Linked DNA regions of Homo sapiens: region 2 is linked to region 1. A link is an interaction called in ENCODE POLR2A ChIA-PET data of the cell type or tissue named here. Cell type or tissue: B cell. All regions are shown on one strand. Each heading gives the region's core, and the rest is flanking DNA. Links, peaks and the distances in the headings are about the cores only. Region 1 overlaps HSH2D (hematopoietic SH2 domain containing). Region 2 holds the start of LINC01855 (long intergenic non-protein coding RNA 1855).

Region 1 (11,173 bases), core at 1,488-9,487:
GCATGGGAACCTGGGGTAGTCTGGCTGTAGCAGTGACGCTGCCGGCCCAAGGGCTGGGGACTTGGGGCAGGGATGAGGGGGAGTAGGATGTCCCAGCCCCCGCAGTGTCTCCGCAGAGCCCAAAGCAGCTGCTGCCATTTCATGGTGAAGCTCTTGGATGATGGGACTTTCATGATCCCCGGGGAGAAGGTGGCCCACACCTCGCTGGACGCCCTGGTCACCTTCCACCAGCAGAAGCCAATTGAGCCGCGCAGGGAGCTGCTGACACAGCCCTGCAGGCAGGTGAGGGCGGGGACCCACAAGGTTCACAGCCATTTCCTTGGGGCCAAGCCCCCCAGACCCCTTTGTTTCCCACGCCCCCATCAGCTCCTCTTGATTCTGTCACTCTCATGGTCCTTGGCCCCTCCGGCCCCACCCCAGTAGTCCCTCTGCCCCCCACAGCGGTCTCCGTTGTGGTTCCTGCTTCCCCATGGCTCCGCCCTCCAGGCCCATGTCAACAGGCTGATTTTTTATAAGGGTTCATGTGCCAGGTATAATCTTGGCTCATCTGAAGGAATGACATCTTTCCTTAGAAGGCTCGGTGGGCGTGGCCTGGCTCCCAATACGCTTTCCTTAGAAGGCTCAGTGGGTGTGGCCTGGCTCCCAATAAACTGCTGTGGGTGGAGCATCTTTCCTTAGAAGGCTCAGTGGGTGTGGCCTGGCTCCCAATAAACTGCTGTGGGTGGAGCATCTTTCCTTAGAAGCTCGGTGGGCGTGGCCTGGCTCCCAATACGCTTTCCTTAGAAGGCTCAGTGGGTGGCCTGGCTCCCAATAAACTGCTGTGGGCAGGGCATGTTTCCTTAGAAGGCCCAGTGGGCGTGGCCTAGCCCCTAAGAAACTGCTGAGGGGGGTTATCTCTCCTTAGAAGGCTCAGTGGGTGTGGCCTAGCTCCCAATAAACTGCTGTGGGCGGGGCATCTTTCCTTAGAAGGCTCAGTGGGTGTTGCCTAGTCCCCAAGAAACTGCTGTGGGCAGGGCATCTTTCCTTATAGGGCTTGGTGTGCCTGGCCTAGCTCCCAAGAAATTGTGGTAGGTGGGGCATCTTTCCTTAGAAGGCTCAGTGGGTGTGGCCTAGCTCCCAAGAAACTGCTGTGGGTGGGGCATCTTTCCTTATAGGACTCAGTGGGCCTGACCTAGCGCCCAAGAAACTGTTGTGGGCGGGGCATCTTTCCTTAGAAGGCTCAGTGGGTGTGGCCTAGCTCCCAAGAACGTGCTATGGGCGGGGCATCTTTCTTTAGAAGGCTCAGTGGGTGTGTCCCAATCCCTAAGAAATGGCTGTGGGTGGGGCATATTTTCTTATAACGCTTAGTGGGCGTGGCCTAGGTACTAAGAAACTGCTATTCAAGGGATGGTCCCTGAGACCTGCCTTCCAGGGTCCGTGCAGGACCTTTCCCCCTCCCTAGTGCTGAGCTACAGGCCCCTTCCGCCCTGCAGAAGGATCCCGCAAACGTGGATTACGAGGATCTCTTCCTCTACTCCAACGCAGTGGCCGAGGAAGCTGCCTGCCCGGTGTCTGCCCCTGAGGAGGTATGTATATGACAGGAGGCTGGCACCTCCCACCTGGCTGAGGGGCAGGAGTGGAGGTGGTCAACAGCTTCCAGAGGAGGCTCCTTCTAGAATGAGAATGCGATCCTACAGCTTGGTGCTTTAAACCTTTCCAGTGCTTTTGCAACACCGAGATTAAAATTCAAACTACAATCTGAGGTCCTCTTTCTGCCTGTCACCTACCCAGCGCCAGCCCTGCTGCCATACCGTCTGTTGTTCAGACACACCAAGCTAGCCTCGGGGTCTCTGCGTGTGCCGGCCCCACCTCAGGTCCTTTGCACAAACTGTGTGCCCTGCCCCTAGATTTCCCATGTCTTCATTCATTTCTCCTTCAAGTGCCTCCTTCCCCAGGCCCCAGACCTAAAGCAACACCTTCTGGATTCTCCTTCACATTACCCTGTTTATTCACTGCAGCGGACTTCCCAAAAGTGTTCCTCAAAATCCTATTTACTTATGGGTTTACATGCTCCCTGGCTGCCTTTCCAGTCAGACTGTGAGCTCTGAGAGACTGGAGACTCCATCTGGCTTGTTTGCCTTTGCTTCTCCCACCCCTCTGAAAGGACCTGCCATATTGAAGGTGCTTAACTAATGAATCTGTGGAGTAGATGAATGAATGTATCACAGCATCTTGGGGTTTGGGAGACCTTTAGGCACCCCTAGGTTGAAGTCTAAGTGCTCTCCAAGCCCCCTGCCCAGCAGGGGAAGTTATGACAGTGGTACAAATGAAACAGGCTGGTGTGATGGACATCAGTGGAGGTGGGGGGTGCAAGTGGGGGAAGGCAGTCAGGGAAGGCTTCCTAGAGGAGGTGGCTTATAGCTGAGATCTGCAAGGTGAGGAGGAGCCAGTCATACACACAGACACAGGGAGGACATTCCAGGCAGCGGGAATGGCACTTGCAAAAGTCCTGGGGCTTGGTGTGTTTGGAAAACAGAACAAAAAAAGCCAGCATATAGATGGATTGGGGTTAGTGAGAGAGAGATTGTCAGAAGTTGAAGCCCCAGGGTCAGGAAGGGCCAATAGTGCAGGGCCTTGGAGCCAAGGTGAGGAGCTGGGATTCTAGTCCAGTTGCACCAGGGAGGAGCCAAAGGAGAGTGTATGCATGGGAGGACTTTTTTTTTTTTTTTTTTTGAGACGGAGTCTTGCTTTGTCGACCAAGCTGGAGTGGAATGGCACAGTCTAGGCTCGCTGCAACCTCCGCCTCCCAGGTTCAAGCGATTCTCCTGCCTCAGCCTCCTGAGTAGCTGGGACTACAGGTGCGTGCTAATTTTTGTATTTTTAGTAGAGACGGGGTTTCACCATGTTGGCCAGACTGGTCTCAAACCCCTGACCTCATGATCCGCTCACCTCGGCCTCCCAAAGTGCTGGGATTATAGGCGTGAGCTACCACACCTGGCCGGAACTGGTGGTTTTAAATGTTTCCTGTGGCTACTGGCTGCAGAAGGGGCTTTCCTGGGCACTGGTGGAGATGGAAAGAAGGAGGAAGTGAGGTGGGGGTGGAGGACAGTGTCAAGGTGGGAGGGACAAAAATGAGAGCCCAGGTGTGGAAAGAAACATGGATATTTGGTCTGCGTAGTGGCTCACACCTGTATTCCCAGTGCTTTGGGAGGCTGAGAGGAGAGGATTGCTTGAGGCCAGGACTTTGAGACCAGCCTGGGCAACACAGCAAGCCCGTCTCCACAAAAAATAAAAAAATTAGCCAGGCATGGTGGCGCACGCCTGTAGTCAGCTACTCTGGGGGCTGAGGTGGGAGGATTGCTTGAGCCTGGGAGGTCGAGGCTGCAGTGAGCCATGATTGCACCACTGCACTCCAGCCTGGGTGACAAAGCAAGACCCTCTCAAAAAAAAAAAAGATTTGTAGAGATGGGGTCTCACTACATTGCCCAGGCAGGTCTCAAACTCCTGGCCTCAAAAAATCCTCCTGCCTCAGCCTTCCAAAGCACTGGGATTACAGGCATGAGCTATCACACCTGGCCCCACATTTTTGTAAAGATAGTATTTTGTAACCTGTGAAAATCAGATAAAATTCATATTTCCATGTTTATCAATAAAGCTATATTAGAACCCAGGCACGCTCATTGGTTCACGTGTGACCTCTGGCATCCGCTACAACAGCAGAGCTACATAATTGAGACGGATGGTACAGCCTGCAAAGTTGAAATATTTACTCTCTGACTCTTTGTAAAAGAAGTTTGCCAGGCCAGGTGCGGTGGCTCTCATCTGTAATCCCAGCACTCTGGGAGGCCGAGGTGGGTGGATCACCTGAGGTAAGGAGTTCAAGACCACCAGGGCCAACATGGTGAAACCATGTCTCTACTGAAAATACAAAAATTAGCCAGGCGTGGTGGTGTGCTTTTGGTTCTAGCTACTTGGGAGGCTGAGGCAGGAGAATCGCTTGAACCCAGGAGGTGGAGGTTGCAGTGAGCCGAGATTGTGCCACTGCACTCCAGACTGGGCGACAGAGTGAAACTCCATCTCAAAAAAAAAAAAAGGAAGAAGAACAAGTTTGCCAACCCCTGGGGGAGACAGTGAAGCCATTTACTGAGACGAGAAAGATGGGGCATGGGATCAGGTTTGGGGGTTCACACGGGGACGTTTCTCAGCCACAGGGTGTCTGGGTGGAACCCAGGCTCCAATTTCTGGGACAGACATGGTGCTCTGGTGGGCAAGCTGCCCCAGGCCTCCCCTACTCTCATTTTCAGGCCTCCCCAAAGCCAGTCCTGTGTCACCAATCAAAGGAAAGGAAGCCGTCAGCAGAGATGAACAGAATAACCACCAAGGAAGCCACTTCCTCCTGCCCCCCAAAATCCCCTCTTGGAGAGACCCGCCAGAAACTCTGGAGGAGCCTCAAAATGCTCCCCGAGAGAGGCCAGAGGGTCCGGCAGCAGCTAAAAAGCCACCTCGCCACTGTGAACTTGTCGTCACTCTTGGATGTCCGGAGATCCACGGTGATCTCAGGCCCTGGGACCGGAAAAGGCAGCCAAGATCACTCAGGGGATCCCACCTCGGGGGACAGAGGCTACACGGATCCCTGTGTGGCCACATCTCTCAAAAGCCCCTCACAGCCCCAGGCACCAAAAGACAGAAAGGTCCCCACCAGGAAGGCCGAGAGGTCGGTCAGCTGCATTGAGGTGACCCCAGGGGACAGGAGTTGGCACCAAATGGTAGTGAGAGCCCTATCCTCCCAGGAGTCCAAGCCAGAGCACCAGGGCTTGGCAGAGCCTGAGAACGACCAGCTCCCGGAGGAGTACCAACAACCGCCACCCTTTGCCCCTGGGTACTGCTAGAGAACAGGTCCACCCTGGCTCTGGGACTCGCTGCCAGGGGCTGCCACACTCCTGAATGCCTTAACATTTCTTCCATGGCCCCACACCATGGCATCCGGGGGTCTTCGGGAACCCGGGAAATGGAATAAAGATGTTTTTGGGGTCTGTTCCTGCACTCACCCATGGGGTGAGCTGGTTATTTTAGCAACAATCATCAGAGTGACGCTGATGGTTTGGGGCACCAGCTATACATCAGCCCCAGTGCCAGACCTTCTATTCATTATTTTACGCCTCAGAGCAAGGCCCTCAGGGAGGGTCATCCTCCATGTTTTGAAGAAGAGACTGAGGTTCAGAGAGGATAAGAGGCGTGACCAAGGCCACAGAGCTATGGGTGTCAGCACCAGGATTTGAAGCCAGGTGAATCCGAGCCCTTTTCCCATATCATCTGTTTGTTCTGTTGTCTAAAAGCACACTGCAAGCCGGGCTCAGTGGCTCATGCCTGTAGTCCCAGCACTCTGTGGGGCCGAGGCAGGCAGATCGCTTGAGGTCAGGAGTTCGAGACCAGCCTGGCCAACATGGTGAAACCCCGTCTATACTAAAAAATTCAAAAATTACCCGGACGTGGTGGCGCATGCCTGTAATCCCAGCTACTTGGGAGCCTGAGGCGGGAGAATTGCTTGAACCCGGGAGGCAGAGGTTGCAGTGAGCCGAGATCGCATCACTGCAGTCCAGCCTGGATGACAGAGTGAGACTCCATCTCAAAAAATAAATAAATAAATAAAAATGAAATTAAAAAATAAAAGCACGCTGCAGGGTCTCTCTCCAACCGGAGCTTCGTCCAGGCTCAACTCCGAGTGTGTCCCCAGCGGCACCATTGGCTGTTCATGCCTTCCTCCTGGGGTTTTCATGCAGATGAAGGAGACGAGTTGTGTTGAGGGCCTGGTGTGCAGTAGGCACTTGGACATCATCAGTGTTGGCTTCAGGAGAAGCACATGAGCGTCTTTCCTTTAAAAAGGGAAGAGGCAGCCGGGCGTGGTGGCTCACACCTGTAATCCCAGCACTTTGGGAGGTCGAGGCAGGTGGATCATGAGGTCAGGAGATTGAGACCATCCTGGCTAACACGGTGAAACCCCGTCTCTACTAAAAATACAAAAAATTAGCCAGGTGTGGTGGCGGGCACCTTTAGTCCCAGCTACTCGGGAGGCTGAGGCAGGAGAATGGCGTGAACCCAGGAGGCGGAGCTTGCAGTGAGCCAAGATCATACCACTGCACTCCAGCTTGAGTGACAGAGTGAAGAGTCTGTCTCAAAAAAAAAAAAGGGAAGAGGCAGCCGTGTGTGGTGGCTCATGCCTGTAATCCCAGCACTTGAGGAGGGTGGGAGGTGGGAGGATTGCTCAAGCCCAGGATTTCAAGACCAGCCTGGGCAACATGGCAAGGCCTCGTATCTACAAAAATTCAAAAAATTAGCCAGGTGTAGTGGCACACACCTGTAGTCCCAGCTATTTGGGAGGCTGAGACGGGAGGATCATCTGACCCCAGGAGTTCAAGGCTGCAGTGAGTCATGATCACCCCACTTCAGCCTGAGCAACAGAGAGAGACCTTGTCTCAGAAAAGAAAAAAAAAAAAAAGAAAGAAAAAGCTGGCCGGACGCAGTGGCTCACACCTCTAATCCCAGCACTTTGGGAGGCCAAGGCAGGTGGATCACCTGAGGTCAGGAGTTCAAAACCAGCCTGGCCAACATGGTGAAACCCCGTCTCTACTAAAAACTACAAAAATTAGCCAGGCATGGTGGCTTGCGCCTGTAATCCCAGCTACTCAGGAGACTGAGGCAGGAGAATCGCTTGAACCTGGGAGGCGGAGGTTGCAGTGAGCCAAGACCAAGCCACTGCACTCCAGCCTGGGTGACAGAGCAAGACTCCAGACTGGGTGACAGAGCAAGACTCCATCTCAAAAAAAAAAAAGGCTGGGGACGGAGGAGGCATCACAGGGCCATGATGGTGGAGGGCTCTGGAGGGAATCCTAGGTTGTGGGGCTGTGTGACCTTTGGCAAGTCTAGACATCTCTGGGCCTACTTTCTTACCTGGAAAATGAGAAGAGCAGTCCCTCTTCAGGATGAACTGGCAGAATGCATGTAAAACCTGGGACTTTGGTGCACAGTAGGTGTTTTTCTTTTTTTTTCTTTTTCTTTGAGACGGAGGAGTTTTGGTCTGTCGCCCAGGCTGGAGTGCAGTGGTTCGACCTCGGTCCACTGCAACCTCTGCCTCCTGGTTCAATTGATTCTCCTGCCTCAGCCTCCTGAGTAGCTGGGACTACAGGAATGCACCACCACATCCAGTTACTTTTTGTATTTTTGGTAGAGACAGGGTTTCACCATGCTGCCCAGGCTGGTCTCGAATTGCTGGGCTCAGGCGATCTACCCGCCTCAGCCTCCCAAAGTGTTGGGATTACAGGCGTGAGCCACTGTGCCTGGCTCCTTTTTTTTTTTTTTTTTGGACAGAGTCTCGCTCTATTGCCCAGGCTGGAGTGCAGTAGCACGATCTCTGGTCACTACAACTTCCCTTTCCTGGGCTCAAGCGATCCTCCCACCTCAGCCTCCCAAGTAGCTGGGACTACAGGCATGCACCACCACACCCAGCTAATTTTTGTATTTTTGGTAGAGACAGGGTTTCACCACGTTGCTGAGGCTGGTCTCAAATTCTTGGGCTCAGACAATCTGCCCACCTTGGCCTCCCAAATGCTGGGGTTACAGGCTTGAGCCACCGTGCCCAGCCCAGTAGCTGCTTAATTTATTAGCGGGTTAAGATGGGAGTGAGCTCTCTAGACATGACATACTGTACAATGGAGGTGTCTGGGAAGGTCCCTAGGGGCTGGTCTTGGTTGCAGGAGTGACTACTCCTTGGACTGACTGGGGCATAGATGGGGGCCCTGGGGCAACCCCAGGTGGAGGGGGTGTGGGGTTCCCCAAATGTACAAGGTTCAGACATCTGGGATCTGGTATGAGGTGCACCTGGGTTCAAGCCCGCCCCTGCAAATGACTTGTGGGGTGGCCTTAGGCAAGTCACTCTGCTCCCTCCAAATGAGGGCATGATCCTCGGCCAACTCTGCAGGGATGTTATAGGGGGTCAGTGTCACGTTAGGGGGCAGATGCATCATAAACTGTAAAGTGCAGCAGCCACCTCAGTGAATGACATTTCCACCCCTCCCAATCAGTGGTCTCCTCTTGGCAGCTCTAATGAGTCAGCCCGGGAGGAAAAGTTTCAATCCCTTTGATGACTCAGGGTTTGAGGGATAAAAAGAAACTTGAGTAGTGAAGGGTGAGGTTTGGCCTTCAGAGTGGGAACCCTGGGGTAGGACAGCACGGGCCCGATCTCCCCACCACCTCACCTCCGCCACGGACACCCACAACAAGGCATTTCCAGCCTTCACAGTGAAGACGATCTAGGAGTCACCCCTTCCTTGTACAAACAGGGAGATCGTGGCCCAGAGAGGGTGTGGCCACACTCAGGGTCACACAGCAAAGTCAAAGATAAAATTCTACGCCGCCTCCCTCCCATCTTCCAGTTTTAAGGTGGAAAAATGTGTCCTCCCAGCAGGTGTGACTCAGTGACTTGTGTTTATTCTCAGAAACCAGAGTCCACAGCGGGTGAGGGGTCACCCCGCCCTCCTATAGCTCGGCTCCTCTGTGGTGCCATCAGATTCGGATGTGGAAGGTGCTGTGTGCAGAGAGAAAAGGAGTCAAGGCCTTCAAGGAGTGGACAACCCCTTTTCCTCCTCCCCCTCAACACGCTCACGGCAAGTCCCTGGGACAGGCAGGAAGGATGCCACATGGACCCCTCAAACAACCCTAGGCCGGGAGACCCCTACAGGGGCTGAGAGCACATGCCTTTAATTTTTTAATTCTTTTTTTTTTTTTTTTTTTTTTGAGATGGGGTCTTGCTCTGTCTCCCAGGCTGTAGTGCAGTGGTGTGATCTTGGCTCACTGCAACCTCTGCCTCCTGGGTTCAAGTGATTCTCATGCCTCAGCCTCCCGAGTAGCTAGGATTACAGGTGCATGATACCACGCCCAGTTAATTTTTCTATTTTCAGTAGAAACGGAGTTTCTCAACTTGCTTTGTTGCCCAGGCTGGTCTGGAACTCCTGTGCTCAAGCGATCCACCCACCTTAGCTTCCCAAAGTGCTAGGATTACAGGCATGAATCACCACATCCTGCCATATGATATAAAGTTTCAAATAGCTAGAAGAAGGATACTGAATGTTCTCAACACAAATAAATGATACATGTTTGAGATGATGGATATGCTAATGACCCTGATCTGCTCATCATACATTATATGTATCGAAACCATTATGTGGCCTGGTGCAGTGACTCACCCCTGTAATCTCAGGACTTTGGGAGGCCAAGGCAGGAGGATCAGTTGAGGCCAGGAGTTTGAGAACAGCCTGGGCAACAAGGCAAGACCTTGTCTCCACAAAAAAAAAAAAAAAAAAAAAAAGTTTTTAGTTAGCTAGGCGTGGTGGTGTGTGCCCGTACTCCCAGCTACTCAGGAGGCTGAGGTGGGAGGATTGCTCTTGAGCCCAGGAGGTAGAGGCTGCAGTGAGCTATGATTGTGCCACTGCACTCCAGCCTGGGCAACAAAGTGAGACCCTGTCTCAACATTTTCAGCACTGCCTCAGCTTATAGATAAAAACAAAAACAGGCCGGGCATGACGGCTCACGCCTGTAATCCCAGCACTTTGGGAGGCCAAGATGGACAGATCACCTGAGGTCAGGAGTTCAAGACCAGCCTGGCCAACATGGCGAAACCTTATCTCTACTAAAAAAATACAAAAATTAACCGGGCGTGGTGGCGGGCGCCTGTAATTCCAGATACTCGGGAGGCTGAGGCAGGGAGAAGTGCTTGAACCTGCGAGGTGGAGGTTGCTGTGAGCCGAGATCGTGCCACTGCACTCCATCCTGGGTGACAGAGCGAGACTCCATCTCAAAAAAATAAAATAAAATAAATTAATTAATTAATAAAATAAAACAAACAAAATTAGCCAGGCACAGTGGCACGTACCTGTAGTCCCAGCTACTTGGTTTATTCTTATTTTATTTCTTTTTTCTTTTCTTTTCTTTTTTTTTTTTTTTTTTTTTTGAGACAGAGTCTCGCTCAAGCTGGAGTACAGTGGCGCAATCGTGGCTCACTGCAAACCTCCACCTCCCAGGTTCGGGTTCAAGTTACTCTCCTGCCTCAGCCTCCCGAGTAGCTGGGACTAGAGGTGTGCCCCACCATGCCCAGGCTAATTTTTGTATTTTTAGTAGAGACTACTGCCTCAGCCTCCTAAAATGCTGGGATTACAGGTGTGAGCCACTGCGCTCGGCCCCGTAGTCCCAGCTACTTAGGAAGCTGAGGTGGGAGGATCTCTTGAGCCGAGGAGTTAGAGGCTGCAGTGAGCCGATTGCACCATGCACTGCAGTCTGGGTCACTGAGTGAGACCCTGTCTCAAAACAAACAAACGGGCTGGGCGTGGTGGCTCACGCTTGTACTCCCAGCAGTCTGGGAGGCCACAGTAGGTGAATCACTTGAGGTCAGGAGTTCAAGACCAGCCTGGCCAACATGACAAAACCCTGTCTCTACTAAAAATACAAAAATTAGCTGGGCATGGTGGCACGTGCCTGTAATCCCAGCTACTCGGGAGGCTGAGGCAGGAGAATCACTTGAACCCAGGAGGTGGAAGTTGCAGTGAGCTGAGATTGCACCACTGCACTCCAGCCTGGGCAACAGAGCAAGACTCCGTCTCAAAACAAACAAACAAACAAAAAGAAACATCACTGTGTACCCCATGAATATGTACAATCATTATTTGTCAATTCAAAAAATAAAAAATAAAGTGAAATTTAAAAATTATAAGATAATAATAGCAACAGCAATTTATTAAACACCTATTGTGTGCCAGGAGCTGTGCTGAATTTTCTCCATATATTAATTTGGGGTTCAGCAAACCTTTTTCTGTAAATGGCCAAATAGTTGATGTTTTCAACTTTATACCATGACGCAACTCTGTTGTTGAAGCACACAAGCAGCCATAGACAAAATGTACACAAATGGGTGTGGCTGTGAGCCAATACAACTTTACTGATGGACACAGAAAAGTGAATTTCGTATCACTGTCACGTGTCATGGAATAATCTTTTTTTAAATTAAAAAAAAATTTTTAATGTGTTTATTTATTTTTGAGACAGAATCTCACTCTGTGACCCAGGCTGGAGTGCATGGCACAATCTGAGCTCACTGCGGCCTTGACCTCCTGGGCTCAAGCAATCCTCCCGCCTCAGCCTCCCAAGT
Region 2 (11,173 bases), core at 2,773-10,772, 87 kb before region 1:
TCTTTCCCCCATCCTGTCCTTAGAAGCCCCCAGTTGGAGAGGTTGTAGTGCAGGAGGGAAGCTCACTCCTGAGCTATAAATGGCAGCCTCCACCTGCCTCATGCTCCAGAATACACAGCCTGAACAGCTGGGGCAGGGCCCCCAGCGTCCGGGAACCCCAAATGACCCTCCCGGCCCTGACCAGGGCTCCTGGGGTGTTCCCTGGAGCTCATGCCCAGAGGGGATGTAAGTCCATTACCAAGGCTGCAGACGACACACTAAAGATGCTGATGGGGTCATGCAGCTAGTCCTAGCGCCATTCCTAGCCTGTGTCTCCCCTCCTCCGCATCAGACTCCACCTCTGGGAGCTCCCTTTGCAAGAAACCGTACCAGGGACAAGGGTCTTCCCTACAAGGCCATGAAGCACGCAGATATCTCCTGCGGGAGGAATCTCTTTCCGAGGTCGGTGGTGTCAGGCCTGGAATTAGCCACACCACCTGCGGCGAGGCTGGTCCCAGGGTCTCTGGGGACACAGCGGGGGACAGCAGGGGTGGAGAGGACATCAGGACTGACCTCTGATGACTCAGCCTGAGATAGTGAAGAGAATGAGAAATGGTGGGCATGGAGGCCTGGTTGTGGCAGAGCGGGGTGGGTGAGGGAGTCTTAGGACTTCTTGCCAGCTCGGTCCTAGAGTCAGCTGGGCCACTCACAAGCTGGGTGACTGTGGGTGAGTCACTCTGGGCCTCAGTTTCCCTATTTGTAACACAGGGAGGGGCTTATAACCGCAGCTCATTCCTGGAGTTCATTGTAAAGGCAAAGGGGCCTACGTTGCAGCTGCCTCACCTGGCTGGATGGCCTCTGACATAGAGGGCCAGCCTCAATTTCCTCCTCTGTAAAAATGGGAATAAAAGGCCAGGCACAGTGGCTCATGCCTGTAAACCCAGCACTTTAGGAGGCAAAGGTGGGTGGATCACATGAGGTCAGGAGTTGGAGTCCAGCCTGACCAACATAGCAAAACCCCGTCTCTGCTAAAAATACAAAAATTTAGCCAGGGGTGGTGGCAGGCACCTGTAGTCCCAGCTACTCGGGAGGCTGAGACAGGAGAATCACTTGAACTTGGGAGGCAGAGGTTGCAGTGAGCCAAGATCATGCCACTGCACTCCAGCTTGGGTGACAGAGCAAGACTCTGTCTCAAAAAAAAAGAGGGGAATAAAAACAGTGCCCCCCCCTCCAGCTTATGGCTCAAAGTGGGATCTGTGAGTCATCTGCTAGGCTTAGTCCATGAACAGCATTTCTTCATTATCCACCCAGGGTCCTTTCATCATGACTGACGTCCCTCGAGATGCAATTATTCTGGTCTGCTTTTGTCACAGGACGAAACTGTCTGTGTAGCATGGGGGAGGGGTGGGATAAGGGAGGAGGATGAAGAACGGAGTTGGGGAGGGGTCTGGGCTTGGCCCCCTTAACTCCGGAACACAGGGAGAAGTCAATGTCTTTAGCGCATGAAAGAAGTTCTAGAATGTTCTATTTGCTACCTTTTCAGCCCCTGCACCAACAGGGGTGAAGTTTTCACCATGACAAAGAGAAGGAAGCTGGCTTAATGAACAGTGAGGCAGCTGGGAGGGGGCAGAGGGAAGCTGGACACTCTTGGCCCGAACCTACAGTCCCCAGTGGCACTGACCACTACCCATCTCTTCCACGATCCTGTTTCCTCTACAGCCTTGGGCAGAAAACAAGGAGGCCTCCCTACCTCCACTTCATCCCACACAGGAGTCTTGATGCTGGGTGGGAGTCCAGGAGTCTGTCTAGGAATCCAGGAAGGCTTCCTAGAGGAGGAGCCATTGCATCTGGGCCTTGAAGGATGAATAGAAGTTTCCTAGGCAGCGAAGTGTGTGTGTGTGTGTGTGTGTGTGTGTGTGTGTGTTTCATTTTAACAAACACTTTCCTATCTTCTAGGGGCCAGGTACTCAGAAGACCACAGACAAGACCCAGCCCCATGGCCTGCCCCAAAGAGTTCACATCTCATAAATGATGCTTGAATAATAACAATAATAGTAACAGCTCCCACATGCTGAGTGTGCGCTGCTAGGACACAGCATGTGACAGGAATTCAGTGCCTGAATGAATGAGCCAATAAATTAAACTTTCTCTTTAAAAAAAAAAATTCTTTTTGTTTTATTCTTTTAGCTCTACTATCTAAGGAAGGAAAAAGCTTTCTGGAGTCAGCAAATCCTGCCCTTGATTGCTGGAGGGGAGAACGGAGGCATAGTAGGGTCAAGGAGATGGACGGCACAAAGGCCTGGGGGTGGGAAAACTGGAGTACAGGGGTCCAGTGTGGAGAGAGTTGGGGGCAGAGTCTTAAGCGGGGAGCTAAGGCACTAAGGCCGTCTCCTGTTCTTTGGGAACTGGGGAGCCACACCTTGATTCCCAGCACAAGAGGGAGGAAAGGAAGACCTGAGATCTAGAGAGGACAGCAGGAGCCTGCCCTGGGCTCCAAGAGTTTCAGAGATGGCCCAGATCAGTTGATTGAGTGGCCTTCTCCCTGTCATGAGCCACAAGCAGTAGAAGCCACAGGGGGGCAGAAGAGATGGAGAGATGGAGAGAGACACAGCGACAGTCACCAGAAGAGAGACAGGGGCATGGCAGAAAGAGGTGGGAGAAATCCAGGAAGGCTCCCTGGGGGTGGTGGCCGGAAATAGGGTGGAGGCCTAATCCCTGATACTAGAGAGGCAGGACCTAGAGGGGAGGAGAAAGCTTGATGCTAGGCAGGAAGTCCAAAAGTCTGTCTAGGAATCCAGGACGGCTTCCTGAAGGAGGGGCCATTGGATCTGGGCCTTGAAAGATAAATAGACGTTTCCTACATTTCCTAGGCAGAGAAAAGTGTGTGTGTGGGCGGTGGGGGAGGGGGGAAACGGGGAATTGCTCATTTTACTTAACAAGTACTTTCCCATTTTTAGGGGACCAGGTACTCAGTGGGCCACAGACAAGACCAAGGCAGAAAAGACAGGCGCCTCCCCACATTGCAGCACCGGGACCCCGAGCCCACCCACAGCCCTCTTCATTCCTCCCAACGATGGATGGGGAAACTGAGGCAGCCCAGAGCAGCCCCCACCCTAGGTCCTGCCCGGGACACGCCCACGCGGGACCTGTGTCACCAGGTTAAAAATGGAAACAGCTAGGACCTTTTTTTTTTCTTCCTTTAAGAAAATCCTAGGTCCAAATAAGGCGAGGGCTGCCGGGAGCACGGTGAGCTGGCCAAGTCCTCCTGAGCAAGCGAGTGGCGGCTGGCCCGGCCGGCCTGGGCTTGGGCCTCCTCCAAGACTCGCCTGGCAGGAGGGCGGAGGCACCCCGGGAGGCTATAAGGCCCTCTCCTCCACCCTGCCAGGCTCACTCTGCCCCACAGCCACAGCCCCTGACTGCCGCAGCCCCCACAGAGCCCGCCGCGCACCCCACGTCCCCCACGCCAGCGCCCAGCCATGGAGGCCATCAAGAAGAAAATGCAGATGCTGAAGTTGGACAAGGAGAATGCCATCGACCGCGCGGAGCAGGCGGAGGCGGATAAGAAAGCCGCTGAGGACAAGTGCAAGCAGGTGAGGTGCCCTCCGCTGGGCCGCTCCGGGCTGCTGGGAGTCCTCTCTGTGCGGAAGGCCGGGGTCTGGAGCCCAGTTGGGGGTCGCAGACACCTGCGGGAGGATAGGAGGCTGATGCTTTGGCGGAGGAAGAGCGAGGGGACCATTGCCTTCCTTGGATGGGGTCCTGGGCTGGAAGAGGGGTGACGATCGGACCCACCCCCAGCAGGGCCAGTGCGAACAAAGTGAGTTTGACAGAGAGAGAGTTGGCGGGGGAGGGAGAGTGAGAACGTTCGTGAGCGAGGTGTCGTTTGCGCTGGGAGGTTGTGTACTAGATAGGGCGGTTGGGGACATGCTGTGTGTGTGTATTTGCGTGTGTTTGAGCGTATGTGTGTGTACGTGTGTGTGTACGTGTGTGCGTGTTTGCCTCTGGTGTGTGTGTGCATGTGTGCGTGTGTGTGTGTGTGTGTGTGTGTTTGAGACAGAGTCTCGCTCTGTGGCCCAGGCTGGAGTGCAGTGGCCCAATCTCGGATCACTGCAACCTCCGCCTCCTGCGTTCAGGCGATTCTCCTGCCTCAGCCTCCGAGTAGCTGGGATTACAGGCACCCACCATCACACCCGGCTAATTTTGTATTTTTAGTAGAGACCGGATTTCGCCATGTTGGCCGGACTGGTCTCAAACTCCTGACCTCAAGTGATCCGCCCGCGTCTGCCTCCCAAAGTGCTGGGATTACAGGCATGAGCCACTGCGCCCGGCCATTTGTGTGTGTTTGAGCAATTCTCTGTGTGTGTGCGTGAGCATTTCTGTGTGTGTCTGTGTGTGTATCTGCATGTTTGAGCATTTGTGTCTGTGTGTACATGTATTGTGTATGTTTGAGCGTGTGTCTGTGTGTATCTATGTGTTTAAGCATTTCTGCACATGTCTGTGTGTGTACACATATTTGTGTGTTTGAGCAATTCTCTGTGCGTGTATCTGTATGTGTTTAAGCATTTCTGCGTGTGTGTGTACACATATTTGTGTGTGTGAGAGCAGTTCTGTGTGTGTGTGAGTGTATCTGTGTGTGTTTGAGCCTTTCTGTGTGTGCACATGTGTTGTATGTGTCTGTTTTACGTGTCTATCTGTACATGCACATATGTTTCAGCTGAAAAGAGTGCGGAGGGGTAAAGGTGACTGTGAGAATGAGTGTGTACTAGGAGAGCTGTGTGTGGGACGCTGCGTGCGGCTGTTGGAAAGTAGGTGTGAAAGAGTGTGGGTGTGTTTGTGAGCCTGTGTGTAGATGGTGGGGGTCTGTGAGGGTAGCGGGACAGGCTGACTGTGTGTGTGCTTGAGCAAACGCTGGTATGACAGTGATTGAAAGTACATGTTGATGTGGCTATGTTTGTGTTGGCATCTGTGTATCAGGGTGATGGGTTTCTGATGGCGTGTGTGTGTGCACCCACGCACATGTTTGGATGTGTGTTTCTGTTGTGTGTATTGGTGACTGTGCTTCTGTTGGGGTGTGTGTGCATGTTTAGATGAGTGTGTGTTTCTGTTGGTGTGTTTATGTGTATGAGTGTGTTTCTGTTGGTGTGTGTGAATGTGTATGGATGAGTGTGTGTTTCTGATGGGGTGTGTGTATGGTTGTGTGTTTCTATTGGTGTGTATGTGTGTGGATGAGTGTGTGTTTCTATTGGTGTGTGTGTATGAGTGTGTGTTTCTGTTGGTGTGTATGTGTGTGAATGAGTGTGTGTTTCTATTGGTGTGTGAATGTGTATGGATGAGTGTGTGTTTCTGATGGGGTGTGTGTATGATTGTGTGTTTCTATTGGTGTGTATGTGTGTTGTGTGTGGATGAGTGTGTGTTTCTATTGGTGTGTGTGTTTCTATTGGTGTGTGTGGATGAATGTGTGTTTCTGTTGCTGTGTGTGTGTGGGTGAGTGTGTGTTTCTGTTGGTGTGTGTGTGGATGAGTGTGTGTTTCTGTTGGGGTGTGTGTGTGGATAAGTGTGTGTTTTTATGGGGTTGCGTGTATGAGTGTGTTTCTATTGGGGGGTGTGTGCATGTGTGGATGAGTGTGTGTTTCGATTGGTGTGTGTGTGAATGAGTGTGTGTTTCTGTCGGGGTGAGTGTGTGTGTCAGTGACTGTTTCTGCTGGCGTGTGCATATGGATGTGAGGGGGGCTGTGCGAACCTGTGTGTGCGTGTAGGTGACACTATGCCCCTGGATCAGGAAGCCTCCACTGTGACAGAAGCCCGCTGTCTCATGGGCACCTGCCCAGGAGAATGGCACGGCATGTGTGTGTGTGTGTGTGGTGGGGGCCCAGGGCTGTGACCTGCTGCAGGGGTGACTGGGTGGGGTCTGGGGACTGGGATGGGAGTAGAGTTGAGAGTGAGTCTGAGAATCTCATTGTGTATGTGGGGGTGTCCCTGCTAAAAGCCTGGAGGCCGGGGCAGGTGGGCTGCCCGTGGTGGACGGAGGAGAGGGAGGCCATTTCCCATCTCCTGGCAGCCAAGAGCCCACACAGACCCAGAACTTTGGAGACAAGAGTCCTGGGAACCCTGGCAATGAGAATGCATTGGAGTTCCAAGGCCGTGGCCATGGTTTGGGGCAGAGCAGACAGGAGCAGTGGGTGGGAGGAAGGAAGGGAGTCCCCTCCCACAGAGCCATGTTCCCCACAATGTTTATCCACACCCCGATGTCAACTGCCAAGCCCTGGGGAGCATCCAGGTCTCCGATAAACCCTGGGAGATGCCTAGGACCATGGCACCGAGTGCCCAGCCCCACCCAGGCCAGGAGCCAGGCCAGCCCGGCAGCTAAAGGCGAAAGCTCGGAGCTCAGACTGGCCATGTTTGAGTCATGGCTCAGTCGCTAGGTGTCCCGGACGCCTGCATGAGTGAGATACGGAAGTGACAGTAGGGCCTCCCTTGCCACCCCATGACAGGATTAGAGGTGACTGTACAGGTGGAACCCTTGGCCCGGAGCCTAGCTCAGAGTAAGCACTCAATAAATGTAGGTTGATTTCCTGCCCCGCCCTACTTCCCCTTTGGGCCTCCCCAGCCCCCCGTGCCCCAGGGCTGCCCTAAGAGTATGTGGCACATTCGTGCAGGCCAAGCCCCACCCCAGTGTTCCCTGCCACAAGCTCTCTCCGCCTTCTCTGTGCCCCTCCCTGGCAAACACAGACATTCATCCTGTGCTGGGCCAGCTTCTAGCCATCATTTAGCCCTCACCATGAGGGACTTAGCCAGAGATTCGGAGAGAAACAAGTTTATAGCACTAATTCTTACTAAGGTGTGAGTGGCTATCTCCCAGGACAGCCACAAGTTCAAAAAGGAAGAATCCTCAAAGCCTCCAGCCAGCTGCGTGGCCAAGGAGGTTATGCCTTTTTTGTCCCACAAAGATGCCCACTGGAGTAGACTTGGGCTCAAAGCAAGTCTACACAGACTAGCTTTCAGGCAAACCTCCATAGACTAGCACATACTTTGTGTATATCAGTCTTTAAATGTATTTTTATTTTTTAGAGATGGGGGTCTCACTCTGTTGCCCAGGCTGGAGTGCAGTGGTGCAATCACAGCTTACTGCAGCCTCAAACTCCTAGGGCTCAAGCGATCCTCCCACCTCAGCCTCCCCAGTGGAGGTGCACACCTCCACGCCCAGCTAGTTATTTTATTTTTAGTAGAGACAGGGTCTCACTATTGCCCAGGCTAGTCTTGAACTCCTGGGCTCAAGTGATCCTTCCACCTCAACCTCCCAAAGTGCTGGGATCACAGACTTGAGCCACGGAGCCTGGTCTTTGTGACTCTCCTAGCTTCATGACTGAGGACACGTTCCTGCACATTTCTGAGCCCTCAGTGTCCTCATCTGTGAAATGGGAACACGTGAGGCCTTCTGAAGTTCAGGTGTGGAACTCAAGATCCCAGAATTCCGAAGCAGAAGCCAGCGCCCCACAGGAGCTAACGGCCAGTCCTGCTGGGGAATAGAGGCACTTAGAGCGCCTGACGCTGCAGGAGGCCAGAGAGAGCAGCTCTCGGGCCAGCCTGATCCCAGCAGCCAAGCACTGATTTCTGGCCCTGCTTACCCAGTGTGGGAAAAGGACAAAGAGGCCCAGCCCGGCCGCTTCCTGCCCACTCCCCTCCCAGGGCAGCAACATCCTCCACCACTGGCCTTTGACCCCACATCCTGCCTCAGCCCTGCCCCAAGGCCCCATTTGCAGGGACTAAGGTAATCCTATGACAGATAGGGAAACTGAGGCTCACAGAGGGACAATGACGGGCACGCGCCACCAGGCCCGGCTAATTTTTGTATTTTTAGTAAAGACGGGGTTTCACCATGTTGGTCTGGCTGGTCTCAAACTCCTGACCTCGTGATCCGCCCGCCTCGGCCTCCCGTAGTGCTGGAATTACAGGCGTGAGCCACTGCGCCCAGCTCTCATTTATTTTTTATCCTCACTGCCTACCACTGAAGGGTTTGGGGTTGTGTCTTCGATTCATCCCAAACACTTCCTACAGTGTTCTAATGCTGGGGCCCATAGTGGCCTCAGTCCCAGAACTGACCCTCAAGAAACTCCAAGCTGAGGGAGACAGACCATGAATACCTCCAGCTCAGAGGTCAGGGCCGGACCAGAGGGAGGGACAGAGGCTGGGACAGCTGTAGGCGTGGCGAAAGCTCTGCTCAGGGCAGCAGAGCAGGCCACCAGGGTTGGGGAGCCTTGGGACTGAGCATGGAGGGACGGTAGATGCCCTCCCAGTGAAAAGTAGAAAGTCATTCTTAGCAGTGGGTCCAGCATGGTCTAGAAGTCAAGCAAACCAGCTTTGGAATCAGACTAACAAAGATTCAAATCCCCCATCTGTGTGGCATCAGGCAAGTCCCTTCCCCTTTCAGAGACTCAGTTTGCCCTTCTGTAGTATGGGGCTTCCCTGAGACAATATTTGTAACACGCCCTGGCCAGGCATAGTGGCTCACACCTGTAATCCCAGCACTTCAGGAGGCTGAGGTGGGGGATCACCTGAGGTCAGGAGTTCGAGACCAGCCTGGCAAAACCCTGTCTCTACAAAAAATACAAAAATTAACTGGGCTTGGTGGCATGAGCCTGTAATCCCAGCTACTAGGGAGGTTGAGGCAGGAGAAGCACTTGAGCCAGGGAGGTGGAAGTTGCAGTGAGCTGAGATCCAGCCACTACACTCCAGCCTAGGCAACAGAGCAAGACTCTGTCTCAAAAAATATATCAAAACAAATTGTAACACGCCCAACACATTCTAAATGCCAGATAGCCCCCTGTCGGCCTTATCCCTGTCCTCACATGTTCTTGCCCAAACATTTCCCCCAAAAAAGTAGTCAAAACCCCAAACCAAACAAAAAAACCCCAAACCAGCCAGGTGGGGTGGCTCATGCCTGTTGTCCCAGCTACTCGGGAGGCTGAAGTGGGAGGATCCCTTGAGCCCAGGAGTTCGAGACCAGCCTGGATAACACAGCGAGATCCTATCTCAAAAAAACAAAAACAAAAACAAAACAAAACACCCAAACCATCTTCATACCCTGATGAGTCCATGCTGTCAGATTTGCTCTCACTCTTCCTACATGTTAGGAGAGTCCTGTGTTGGGCACACAGTTGGCACCCAATAAATGCTGTGATCCACAGATCTGGAAGGAAGTCAGGTGGATGCTGTAGGTCAGGGTTGACCTATGAAACGTCTTTAAGGAAACTGGCTCATTTTCTCAGTCAAGGCAGAAGTTCAAAAGCAGCTGCCGGAATGCTCAGAGACCAGCATGTCAAGGTTTCTGTTCTGCAGATGGAGAATCTGAGGCCAGAAAAGGGGACGGGGGTCGCAGAGCTTGGATTTGGAGTCAGGCTTCCAGGCTCCCCACCCGGAGGTCAAGGTCAGGCCCTATAGACTCTGACCCTGCCCTGATCAGCTGGCCACCCTGGATTGGGCCCTGTCATCTCCCCATAGCTTGGGATGCTCCTGAGGACTTCAGACAGGATAGCCCTCCCTGCTCTCTGTCACATCTCAGCTAGAGACCCTTGCAGGTCACCTCAGTGACATCAGCTGAACCTCCAGCTGCCAGCCTCCACCCCATCCTCCAGCTGACACCCAGCAGGCCGCAAGATGGGAAGCCTGGAGTTCACACTTTCCAGCTACTCAGGAGGCTGAGGCGGGAGGATCGCTTGAGCCGAGGAGGTCAAGGCTGCAGTAAGCTATGATCACACCACTGCACTCCAGCCTGGGAGACACAGGAAGACCATGTAAAAAAAAAAAAAAAAAAAAAACGCAAAAAAAAAAAATAATGCACACACACACACAGCAAGATCAGGTTAAAAAAAAAAAAGGCAAAAAAAAAACATACACACACACACACATATGGGGCACCTGGTACATTTTGCACATCCACTCAGGGGTGAGCACGTAGCCCAGACAGGATTCAGAGCTCAGTCTAGAAGCCACGGGCACAGCAGCTTTTTTAACATACCCTCTTCAAGAAAAAAAAGAAGAGAAGCAAGTCAGAGAGGGAGGAAGGGAAGCTGGCCTAGTGTGAGGAACAGGGCCAAGGGCTTTGTCTTTGTCAGCTCAGGCAGTTATAACAAAACACCATAGACTGGGTAGCTTCAGTAATAGACATTTATTGTTTACAGTCTGGAGGCTAGATGTCCAAGATCAAGATGCTGGCAGATTAAATGTCTGGTGAGCGCTCTCTAGCTAGCTTGCAGACAGCCACCTTCTTGCTGTGTCCTCACATTGGAAGAGGATAACCAAGTTCTGGCCTCTTCTCATAAGGGCCTTAATCCCATCATGGTGGGTCAACCCTCATGACCTCACCCAAACCTCATCATCTTCCAAAGGCCCCATCACCAATTACCATCACATGGAGATGAGGGCTTCAACACATGAATTGGAGAGGGGGCAAAAGCAAGCATTCAGTTCATTATAGGCTTATATTCCAGAAGACCTGGGCTCAAACCCTGTGCTGTGTGACCTGGGGAAAGTCATCCCACCTCTCTGAGCCTCCTGCTGTGGGGAGGAAGCAGGAGAATGAAGCTGGGCTCAGTGGGGGCTGTCTGCCCACCCTGGGAGCAGGAACAAGATCAGTGTCAAACCATCTAAGGCAAAAGTCAGATCCAAGCCAGGTGTGGCGACTCACGCCTGCAATCCCAGCAATTTGGGAGGCCGAGGCGGGCAGATCACTTGAGGTCAGGAGTTTGAGACCTGCCTGGCCAATATTGCAAAACCCTGTCTCTACTGAAAATACAAAAATTAGTCAGTCGTGGTGGTGTGCACCTGTAGTACCAGCTACCGGGGAGGTTGAGGCAGGAGAATCACTTGAACCCAGGAGGCGGAGGTTGCAGTGAGCTGAGATCGTGCCACTGCACTCCAGCCTTGGTGACAGAGCGAGACTCTCAAAAAAAAAAGTCAGATCCAGGCATGAGCTGGATATGATCACCCTAATCCAGAGTTGGGGGCCCAGGGAGGGAGTTTCAGCCTGGAGGTGACAGAAAAGTCTTCTTGAGCCAACTCTAGACCGGTGTGGTGGGGGGTGACAAAGAGAGGTGATGGGGTCTGTGGTTTGTAATCCATAGGCCTGAGCTTCTCAAACTAGGAGTGATGGGAGGATAGGACTCTTGGGATAAACAGAGGACTGAAAATTTAGGGAAAG

The links. Peaks named below come from ENCODE experiments on the same cell type or tissue, not always from the same donor. Only the 100,000 strongest peaks of a DNase experiment are listed, where the experiment ranks them.
Region 2: POLR2A ChIA-PET joins it to region 1 with 13 read pairs; 18 of 35 experiments call an interaction of 5 or more read pairs at or near these places.

What each region holds. Positions count from the first base shown.
Region 1 is chr19:16,152,927-16,164,099 of GRCh38, forward strand. It overlaps HSH2D (hematopoietic SH2 domain containing), which reads left to right. Exons shown (of 6, transcript NM_001382417.1): 4 at 117-282; 5 at 1,473-1,565; 6 at 4,284-5,649. The coding sequence ends at 4,868. CIB3 (calcium and integrin binding family member 3) reads right to left here. Exons shown (of 6, transcript NM_054113.4): 6 at 8,442-8,560. The coding sequence ends at 8,539. Among named protein-coding and RNA genes, the nearest start is that of HSH2D, 15 kb to the left of the region's middle. RefSeq lists enhancers at 5,051-5,340, 7,352-7,441. In B cell, for the core only: no CTCF peak of the experiment used is centred there; a DNase peak (open chromatin) is centred at 3,035; H3K4me3 peaks cover 385 bases; H3K27ac peaks cover 2,192 bases.
Region 2 is chr19:16,064,170-16,075,342 of GRCh38, forward strand. LINC01855 (long intergenic non-protein coding RNA 1855) reads left to right here and starts at 1,518. Exons shown (of 3, transcript NR_146442.1): 1 at 1,518-1,586; 2 at 1,699-1,867; 3 at 1,936-2,143. It also overlaps a transcript of TPM4 not described here. RefSeq lists enhancers at 2,670-2,964, 3,730-4,024, 6,097-6,466, 7,127-7,691 and a silencer at 6,547-6,666. In B cell, for the core only: a CTCF peak has its summit at 6,356; DNase peaks (open chromatin) are centred at 6,502 and 10,042; H3K4me3 peaks cover 604 bases; H3K27ac peaks cover 5,243 bases.